Linked DNA regions of Mus musculus: region 2 is linked to region 1. A link is a loop called in an ENCODE intact Hi-C map of the cell type or tissue named here. Cell type or tissue: left cerebral cortex. All regions are shown on one strand. Links, peaks and the distances in the headings refer to the core of each region. The heading gives the core; the rest is flanking DNA.

The links. Hi-C counts contacts between places; a loop is a spot of excess contacts. Peaks named below come from ENCODE experiments on the same cell type or tissue, not always from the same donor. Only the 100,000 strongest peaks of a DNase experiment are listed, where the experiment ranks them.
Region 2: a loop joins it to region 1, with 6 times the contacts of the local background. A loop is called at or near these places in 1 of 42 quality-filtered maps.

The regions. Positions count from the first base shown.
Region 1 is chr17:94,746,240-94,751,617 of GRCm38, forward strand. Mettl4 (methyltransferase like 4) reads right to left here and starts at 3,780. Exons shown (of 9, transcript NM_001357135.1): 1 at 3,147-3,780; 2 at 1,378-2,178. The coding sequence starts at 1,770. It also overlaps the pseudogene 2700099C18Rik. In left cerebral cortex, for the core only: a CTCF peak has its summit at 3,416; a DNase peak (open chromatin) is centred at 3,624; H3K4me3 peaks cover 1,614 bases; H3K27ac peaks cover 758 bases.
Region 2 is chr17:94,862,617-94,867,994 of GRCm38, forward strand. It overlaps Gm20939 (predicted gene, 20939), which reads left to right and starts at 2,285. Exons shown (of 4, transcript NM_001379445.1): 1 at 2,285-2,396. The coding sequence starts at 2,394. It also overlaps the pseudogene Gm19853. In left cerebral cortex, for the core only: no CTCF peak of the experiment used is centred there; DNase peaks (open chromatin) are centred at 2,242 and 2,863; H3K4me3 peaks cover 1,070 bases; H3K27ac peaks cover 753 bases.

The DNA of each region.
Region 1 (5,378 bases), core at 317-5,316:
TGTTTTGTTTTTTGGGAAAGAATCTCATATAGCCTAAGCTGACCATGAACTCACTGTGCAGCCAAGGGTGGCTTGTGCTCCTGTTCCTCCTGCTCGAATTACAACGGTGTACCATTGTATCAGACTCAAACTTCTGCAAAACTGCCCCAAAGTATATACTCAAACACAAGTACCTTATAAATATGTATATTCCATAGAAGCTTTCCTATTATCACTAGAAAACTTTACAAAAACACCCTTCTCTCAAGCTTTTATTATACAAGCCTATTCCCAAAACACAGGCCTTTAAAATTCCCTAAAATCCACTGAATAATTAGAAATTTTTTCATAGAAATTTTAAAAGCAAAAACAGGTGTAAAAACATTCAGTACTATTTACCACTCTTGCTGGCAGTGAGACCTAGGAGAATGAAGCGAACAGATGAGGTAGATTCATGTCTCATGCGATAGCCAAGTTTATCAGTTTATCAGAGTATAGGACAATTTATATTCTGGAGGTTAAGAAGAGTCATGTGAGTAACAGGTACAATCACAAAGGCAAGCCAAATGAGGTTGACAGGTAGGGTATGGTAAAAACATGATTTTCCATAAAGGCATATAAACAAGTAACAAAATCCAGTCGTGATGAATAAATTCACTTTTACATCCCAAGAACAATTTCATGATTTTGAAGAATCTGAAGTCACAAGACTCTTGCTTTCTTTCAGGTTTTCTCACAAACATTTAGAATATATTTATTTATTCATGCATTCATTGTGCATTGTGGGGAGGGGTGCATAGCCATGGCACCCAGGCAGAGAGAGGTTAGAGGACAACTTCTGGGAGGCAGCTCTCTCCTTCCACCAAGTGGGCCCTTGCGATCAAACTCAGACCATGAGTTTCAGCAGCAGGCACCTCTGTTCATCTGCTGGGCCACCTCTCCTGACCTCTATTTACTTTTTGAAACATGCAATGTGTTGTTCTAAAATAGTAGGATGTTAGAAAGTATAATTAAAGATGTCTGACAGCACCTGCTGAGAACCCCAGCACTTGGGAAGTGGAGACAGGAGGATAAGAAACCTGTGATCCTCAGCTAGGCAATGAGTTGGAGGGCAACCCACAACTGCTCTTGGACATGCTAACACCGTCTGCATTATTAACTCTTTTTTATACTTAGAAAATGGGAAGGTGGGGGTAGGGGGGCATAGGGAACTTTCGGGATAGCATTTGAAATGTAAAGGAAGTAAATACCTAATAAAAAAATTGGAAAAAAAAACTATAAAAAAATAAAAAAATCTTAGAACCTTTAAAAAAAAAGAAAATGGGAAGATGTTTGAGATACTTAATGAGATTTTTTGTTTCATGTTAAAAAAAAAAAAAGACAATTAAAACTTCCTACCTTCCCAACAGAAACAGAGACCTCTTGTTTATAGTCAGTCACTAGATTTTCGTTTTTGTTACTTTGTTGGCGCTCTTTGTGAACAGCTGGAACTATGTAAGGTTTGGTGACATTAAATAGCTCAGATCGGAAAACATATTTTTCGGTGATCACTTCACAACTTCCTTCATCGTCATTGCCCGACACAGTAGTGAAGTCAGGAGCAAAGCACATAGCAGGAGCTCCAAAAGGAGACCCGGGATCCAGCTGAAGAGAATCCATGTAGACAGAAGAAGTAGGGTTGTTTTTACTACAAAAAGACTCTTGATGCTGGCAAAGTTGATAGTTTACTTTGTTAATGAAAGAAAGATGATCCAGTAACCACCCAGGAGGCAAATGATGCACCACAGACATTCTCACAAAAAAACAAAAAACAAAAACAAAAAACTGATAATCAAGAATCAGAACTAGGACTGGGAGTATAGCTCAGTATGGGGGTCCTGGGTTGATACCAATGTTGTAATTAAGTTCTTAATGTCCTGTATATCAACGATGTACTTTGTACACACAAGAAGGTTTTATATTTAAACATACAAGGTGAGTGTGTACATATCACCTCTAAGGAAAAATGCGATACTTTAAGTGTCTTTTAATTTCAGAATTGGTCATTCAAAATTTTCAGCCAATGTAGTCAAAGACGCTTCTTAGTTTGATTCTCCTTTCTTCGGGTGTCCTCTGTGGTCCTGTTTTGGTCCTCGAATCAAGGCACGAGTCCACATGGTCCAAGTATTCAAGTCACTAAATCCTTAAAAGGTGAGTGTCCTGTCAAGTCAAAGGATAGTAATTACCTATAAGAATTTACCCTTTTTTAAATGATATAAATCTATTTAGAGAGGGCCACAGAAAGTAACGGAAAAAGAGCTGTTGTGTTTTCAAACTACTATTGCCACAGAAGTCACTCCATTACTCAGATCCCTGCCCTACCTAATCGTTATCAGTTGTAGAGCAATAGGATTAAAAGACTGCTCCAGCCAAACCAAGTGCAGTATGAATAGTAATCAGAAGTTCACAACTAGTTTGCTAGGTCAGAACATCAAGATTTATAATGTTTGAGCCACACTCCAGTAACTAGGTTTCTCAGAACTTCTTTATCTTTACTTAAAATATGTTTTACATTTCTGGATATAGCTTTATTATAATGTTGTAGAAACCTTAAGAGAGCACCGAATAAAAAATAAATTAAAGGCTCGTATAGCATTTATAGTCAAATTTCTTATGCAACTGACTGTAGTGTTTGTTTTTTAAAGACAGGATGTCACTAGGTTGCCCTGGTGTATGCCAGGTCCCTCAAACTGGCCTCAAATTCAAGACTCTCTCGGGTGTGGACACTGCCCCACATACAAACTAAATTACTTGATTTCACTGAGCCTCAAAATTATCTTTTTGGTTTTTGGAGTTGTTTGCATGTGTGTGTTTTGTTTGGGGTGGTTTTTCTTTGGTTTGTTTGGTTTGTTGGTTGATTGTTTTGTTTTGAGATAGTGTCTACGCTGCTCTAGCTGTCCCAGAACTCACTATGTAAACCAGGCTGGCCTCAAACTCACAGAGATTCCCCCACCCCACCCCACCCCCCCCCACACACACCCACCCCTGCCTCCTGAGCGCAGAAATTAAAAGCGTGTACCACAACGCCCTACTAAAACGCTCGTTTTTATGTTCTAATGCCATTAGTTTGGAGAAGTAAATGAGATAATCCCCATGAATTGCTGCTCACAGAGTCTGAAATGTAATACCTTCTAATATATCTGCTGACTGCTATTTGGTAATGGAGATCTTCGTGATACCTGAGATTTTGGTTTCCCAGTCGAGACGTGATGTGAGGAGACACTGTGACTGCTAGGGAACCTCAAACTCTCAAAAAAAAAAAAAAAAATGCTTAGCTCAAAACTAGCTAATGGCACAATTGCGCTGAGACCCCGGAATCATCTACACTTTAGCCCAGGGACAGGCCACCACCGTGCGGGAACTGGCAACGCCTGCTTGTAGTTCCGACCCTGGGCGGCGGTAGTCCACAGCACTTGAGGCAGCCTGACGATAAATATCCCTCAGGCTCTTCCGCCGCCACTCTCGACAGCCTCTCCTACCGTCAGGAAACGTCACGCCGCCTCCCAGGCTCGCCACGTGGAAACAACACTCATCTAAAACAGGTCCTGGCCTCCATCCTTTCGGAAACAAACCCTCGCTTTCTAGTTCCAGGACACGGCCATATTGCTGTACGGAACTCGACTCCAGGAGGGCTCGGGCCGCTCCGCCCGACAGCACTACTCGTCCTAGACGCCAGCTTCCCGGATAGGATGGAACTCCCTTCAGGTCGCCGACACCGACGATGACCTGGGAGGAGCCCGGAGCGCGTTGAGCCGCCGATGCGGACACTTCCGGCGACGAGGGCGGGCGCTGAGCGTTTGCGCATGCATACTCGCCGTCGCAATCCTGACGTCAGCGCGGGCGGAAACTTTAAAATTGAAACCGCCGTGGGTTGACCAAGGCGGACGCTCTGGTTTTGGCGGCTGTGTTTTCGTGTGCAGTGGTGTCGTTTACTGAAAACTGGGCGCTGGGTCTCGTTGAGAAGCTGAGCGAAAGGTAACTGCTGAGCTGGGATCAGCTCTGACTGTGTTAAAATGGTCCGCGGCGCTGGAGCTGACTGTTGAGAGGAAGCTGGGGTGGGGATCTGCCCGGCTCTGCAACGTTTGTAGCGGGAGGAGATGATGCTAACAGGTGGGGACTGACAGGGGGAAAGCTGTTTGGTGTGCTGTGTTCCCGTCCTGATGCTGCATCTTAAAGCCTGCTACGGAAAAGGACTGGGAACCAGTGAAATCATGAGAGTAAAATTAGGTGGAATGCAAGCCACCAAAACAAGGAGGGGTGTGGCTCAATGCTCTGCCTAGCGTGCTGAAGGGTTTGCCTCTCCACCCCTAGCTCAAGACAAAACAACAACAATAAAATGCGGTCTAACCCTCAATGGAAGCTAGGGCCGAGTGCATAGCGTCTGATGCTGCAGAGATGGAGACACGATCCAACATAGACATTATTTTGATACTTGTTTTAAAAGTGGGAGCAGCCTGTGTTGTGAACCGGATTGTTTATCTTTGTTGAAAGGTGTTGCAGTAAATCTCCAACCCAAATAAGCCCAGGCAATGAAAACACAACTTTATTAATATGAATACATGCTGTGCGCCTACATTGGTCAGATCTACCACTACAGCAGGCCAGGTGCTTCTGCCCCACTTTCCTTCTTCTTCTCCTCAGTCGTGTTCGTTCGTGTTCTCTCTCTCTCTCTCTCTCCCCCTCCCTCCCCCCTTCTCCCTCTCTCTCCCTCCCTGCCCCCTCCCTCTCCTTTTCTCCCAAAACCTTCAGCTCCATCTTCCCCTCTTTTTACCGCCCAATCACCAGCTCTAGCCTTTATTTATAAATTAAGGTGGGAAGAAGGTTTACAGGTAATCACCCGAGTGCTGACTTATTCCTTGTTCCACGCCTCTCACAGGAGAACAGAATTAATGTCAAATACAATTAGCTATCTGCAACAGAAAGGGCGATTAGAACAAGAAAGACAGTAGTAGTATTAACTGAGAAACAGTGGGTTAATTGTAATCCAGGTGTAGTAAAGTAATAGAGTTTGTGCACTGTGTAGTTAGAGGCCGATTTTTATGCCCAGAAGTCTGGTTGTAATCCAGAGGTTGACTTGGTCAGCATCTCTGCTCTCAATGTTATGTAAAAAAAATCGTTTTTCATCTTTTCTGATTGGTTAATTAAGAGCTGAACAGCCAATTAGATGGGCAGAAGGCAAGAATTGTGCAGGAATCTGATCCCAGTCTCAGGTCCCAAAGAGACCAGAGAAGTAGTTGTGAAGAGACCATGTGGGTAGACCAGAGATGTCAGGAAGGGAACAGCCAGAAGAACATGTGCATGGACCAGGGTGAGCCAAGGCAAACCTCAGATTGCAGGTAAAGGACCATGTGTCTGGGCAG
Region 2 (5,378 bases), core at 206-5,205, 120 kb after region 1:
CTGAAAATATCCTTCACCATTCCCTGAATCTTGCTGACCATTGTCCTTTCTGCTGCTGCTTCCATCCTAATAAATAGCAGGTGGTGAGCTGCATTGAGACCCTGTCAGGGAAGGACTCTAACCCTCTTTCAAAACACTGACCTGCCACTAAGTTCTGTCTTTAACATGTGTCTCTTTCTGGAGAAAACAGATTCATTTAATGACATTAGTACTCATACAATAGCATTTTACTTATTTTATTGTACTGTGGAAAACCAGTAAAGGTCCCTATCTCATGTGGATGTTAAATCATGTTATAATGGTAGCCTACATGTATGCAGGACGCTGTTGTGGGGTATAACCTGAAATACAATTTAGACCTTGGTGCAGCTGTCAATTGGTATCCCTTAAAAAAGATAGTCTTGTTTGTTTCTCTTCCCTCTTTAACCTTTTAAAAGTGATTTGCTCCTACCTTGAGCTTTTTCTTAGGCTGTTTTCTTTCCATTTCTGTATCCATGGACATCTAACTTACAGCTGACTCTGTGGTCGTTTTCAGTGGCTTTTTCCCTCAATCATTTCCCCAAAGACTACTTGCTGGTGTGTGTTTCTCCTTTTAGAAGAAGCAGAGTCATTTTTATAATTTGTGATTTTTAATGTCATTATACATTATACCATATAACTATAAACTGGTCAATATATAATGTGAAGTAAAGTTAAGAAATTTTTTTTCTATTTGATGGTGTTTAATGATTTAGGTTCTCAATAACCAAGGCTTGCCTACTAGCTATTTACTGACAAACAGAAAAAAAGGGACTTAAATGTACTGTTAGGGCTCAAAATTTTTAGGTAGGATAAGGTAATTTCTTTTACATGAGACATCCTTGGTGATATTAAAAGTTACATAATTCTCTTTTTTTTGTAAAATTTAACAAATATATTGTAGTCAGCACTGTAACCACTACTAAGTTAAGGATATTGGTTCCCATTCTTCTACTCTAGACAAAAGTAAAATCTTTTCATTTCTTATCTACAGCTAATGATGGTGTGGGTAGCAGAGTATATATGAAGATATCTAATTGATAAATATTAAGTATTTGCTCCTTTTTCTTCATCCATACTCTGTAATATGTAAGGACAGAGTCATTTTGCAAACAAGCATTCCAAACATGAAACATTCCACCTTCTCATCTTCAGAAAATATCTAAAGAAGAAAACGAAAGAAAAAATATGACCTAAGTTCCTATATTCAGAGCAACCTGCTGCCAAGACATCGAAGGAAGTAGAGCATGAACACAGTGGATCACAGAATATGCTCTCTTAAGCAAATCATTAAAGATTTCAAAGTGAAAACTTATGTAGTTCTTTTTTTTTAATTTTTTAATTTATTTTTTTATATTTTATTTTATTTATTTATTTTTATTTTATTTTATTTTATTTTATTTGGTTTTTCGAGACAGGGTTTCTCTGTATAGCCCTGGCTACTTGTATAGTTCTTAGAAAACATGAAAATAATGTTGTCCCAAGGAGAAATGACTACCTCATATCTTTAAGGGAAAAGAAAGATTAAATGTAATTCCAATATAAAAAAAAAAAAAAACAGTGTATTTTGTTTGAGAGCAAAGATGTGCTAGCCCATATTTGCAGCGCTGTAGAGTGTCCAGATAAAGGGATCTTATCTGGACAGCTTTGTACATACATGTCCTGGACACAACCTCAGTCCCAACTGCATCCTTCTCAATTGATCGTTTAAGATGTAAGTGAAAACAAATTACACTACGAATATACCAAACCAGAAATTAATAAGCCTACTAATTTCTATAAAGTATTGTTTCCCAAAGTCTCTCTTTAATTGTTTATATCCTGAGCACCCTTCCGCTTGTGGGACAGATGGATAACTCCCCTGCAAGTTGAGTAATGGGCTATGCAAGCTACCTACCTTGAGTGAGGGAAGCTCAGGCTGAAGTCAGAACCCGGTGATCACAGGGTCACTGCCCACATAAGGGAGGAGCAAGCGGCGGAGCAGCGGCAAGTGGAGTGGTGGGGCCTCCCTGGGGCTGCTCGGGGAGACAGATGGGTAGGCTATTGGAGGACAGACACAAGAAATACAAAAATGCAAATCCCTGTAGATCTGGAAAAGGTCTGGCCCTGGACTTGAAGCTTGGGTTGAGAACCTCTACACAGTGTACCTTCAGCACACTCTAAATCTAAGGGAGGTGCTCGAGTCACTCCAGACTTACTGGCCAATCAGAGCCTTTAGGCGGACTTGCCAGTCAGAAGAGAAGGAGGGTTTTCCGGGTGCCGTGGTACAGGTTTCGCTTAGTAGCTGAGCAGGCTTGAACGGTCCTGTGTGCTGTGCTCTCTGTCCTGCTGCTGGATGCTGTGAAGGGAGCTCAGGCAAGCTCCGAAGTTGCGACATGGTGAGCACATGATCACTGCCAACAATGGGAAGAAGCAGGGGTCTGAGGAGCGAGAGCTGGTGTGGTGGGTCTTTCCCGGGGCTGAGTGGGCGGCCACTTGTGAGGTCCGTGAGGTCCTAGCCACTCGCTGGACCCAGCTGTAGCCTCTGAATAACTTTTTTTTTTTTTTTTTTTTTTTTTTTTGTTTTTTTTTTTTTTTGGTTTTTCGAGACAGGGTTTCTCTGTATAGCCCTGGCTGTCCTGGAACTCACTCTGTAGACCAGGCTGGCCTTGAATTCAGAAATCCGCCTGCCTCTGCCTCCCGAGTGCTGGGATTAAAGGCGTGCGCCACCACGCCCGGCTGCCTCTGAATAACTTAACTGTGGGGGCTGCATCTGTGCAGAGCAATTGGCTTGTGTGTAGAAAGATCCTTGGCATGATCCCAAAGTCAGAGAGTCCTAGTTTCTACAAATTAAGGTGGACAATCCATTTGGAGTTAATTTTGTGGCAGTTATAAAAGGCATCTCATGTGCTGGGTAGCAATCCAATATCAAGCTGTGACGTGAAAGAGTGGAATTGATGATGTAAAGGATTTAGTAAAGCTTAGGAGATAGTAAGGCACAGCAAGTAGAATTTAGGTGAGAGCGGACTGCCTGTAAAACACCCCACAGATAAGTAATATGCTAACCAGGGCAATTAGAGATTAGGAAGCTAGGATACACAAGTTTGTTCACCAGGATTATCCAGAAATATGGTACCAAACCATAACAAAGGAAACAAACTTGATTTACAACCAGCCTCTAGGTCCATCTCCATATCAAAGAGCAGGCCTTTAACAAGCTGCTCTATGGAGCATTATAGGATTACAATCAACAGTAAGGCCTAGTGTGCTATAAAGTTTCAGTTTTCTTCTTGAGAAAAGCATTGTTCTGCCACATGGGTGAGATGATACCTAGTGACAACCATTTGAGAAGGTAAAAAAGACTGTTGTATTGAGTGCTGGTCTGATCAAGTTATACTTTCCCTGAGGTCCCCATATATGGAGAATGACATAGCTCCTTCTGAAACCCAGGAGCATGCTTGGCAGAGCCAGTAACAGCCTGGAGCCTAGTCCTTGGAAGCTTTCTCTGAGGCCCTGGGTATAGAGATAAAACTCCTTTTGTAAAACCGGGAATATGCTTGGGAGAGCTGGTAATGATCTGGGGCCAGGAGCTTTGGGAGGGGTTGCATCAGGTTGTGAGACCATAACTCTTTCCACCATATGGGGCTGTGGTTATCAGTTCCAAGGCCACTAGAGGCTTGGTCAGAAATATTTTTAAGATACACTGAATTCTTTTGCAGCATTGTTTGATTAGACTTCTCCTGACTGTGTCCCGTTGTATGATGATGATGCTAACTTCATAGTTTCTTTATTTTCCTGCTGACTTCATAGCTGTCTCCCATCTCCTTCCTTTTCCCTCATGTCAGTCGTGTACAAGATGGTATTCTTAAGAAGCTTACTTAGCATAAGAAATAGCTTGTGTAAGACCTCCTGGTTGTGAGCCGGCCTGTGGCTCACATTGGCCGGGGTACACCTGGGAGGCAGACTGGAGCTGAAAGAGAGAGAACTAGATGGTTGAGACAAAAATGGAGCTAAGTCAAGATTCCTGATCAAAGCTCAAATGTTTAATAGACAACTGTGCTTATAAAGGAGGGGAACCCATCCCCCGATAATCCATTCTTGGAGCCTGGAACCAGCTGCAGGTGATGATGTGCAGGATAGGGTGTAGTCTCCAGAATAGCAGGGGCCTCTCAGCATTGTCTTGAAGGAGAACCTCAGCAGTGGCTGAACAATAGAGTCATCTAGGCAGCAAGGCTCCACCCTAGGTAATCTCCTTAGTGGCTGCAAGGTCAAGGTCTGGATCAGCCTGCTTCAGGCTGGGGGGAGGGTTACACCTCCCCACCCCAGCTTTTATACTTTGTACCTTTTCCTTTTCTGATACTGTAGCTGTACAGATGGTTGTGATCATGTGGTTTTGGGGAATTGATCTCAGGACCTCTGCTCACTCTGGGCCGAAGATTTATTTATTATTATATGTAAGTACACTGTAGCTGTCTTTAGACACACACCAGAAAAGGGTATCAGAGCTCATTATGGATGGTTGTGAGCAACCATGTGGTTGCTGAGATTTGAACTCAGGACCTTCGGAAGAGCAGTCAGTGCTCTTAACCACTGAGCCATCTCACCAGCCCTTGAATTAATTTTTAAATTGAAGATAGATTCTCTCTCATACAATATATCCTGACCACTGTTTTTCCTCCCTACACTCTTCCCAGCTATTCCCCCCAACACACACACTTCACCTATACTCCTCTCCCCAAGATCCAACACCCCCTCACCCCATTTCCTCTTCAAAAAGGAGCAGACCTCCAAGAGAGGACAGTCTAACAGGACAAAACAAGATAGAAAAAGAAAAGGTGAAAGCCTTCATATTGGACAAGGCAACCTGATAGGAGAAAAAGTCTCAAGATCAAGCAAAAGAGTCAGAGTTATACCTGCTCCCACTGTTAGGAGTCCCACAAAAACACCAAGCTAACAACTATAACGTATCAGCAGGGGACCTGGCACAAACCCATGCTGTCTCTGTGCTTGCCATTTAAGTCTCTGTAAGGTTCCTACAAATCCAGTCAGTGTTAGTCATGGGTTCCCTCTCATGTCAAGGGTCTCAAGTTAAACTGAACTTTGGTTGGCCACTCAACCAAGTTTGTTACCATCATGTACCAGCACATCTTGCAGGAAGGACCAATTGTAGGTGTGTGTGTGTGTGTGTGTGTGTGTATAAGGCAGGGGGAGGGGGGAGTCCAGGTTTCTCTTTCTGTAGCCTGTAGAGTACCTTCTCTCCTCAAAGAGACTAGAACATAGGGGTGAAAGCTCCAAGCCTGCACCAGTTTGATTTCTACATTCAGTGACTGTGTGGAATTTATCCTCATTGATGGGGCCCTGCTGTCAGTTATCTGAGAGCA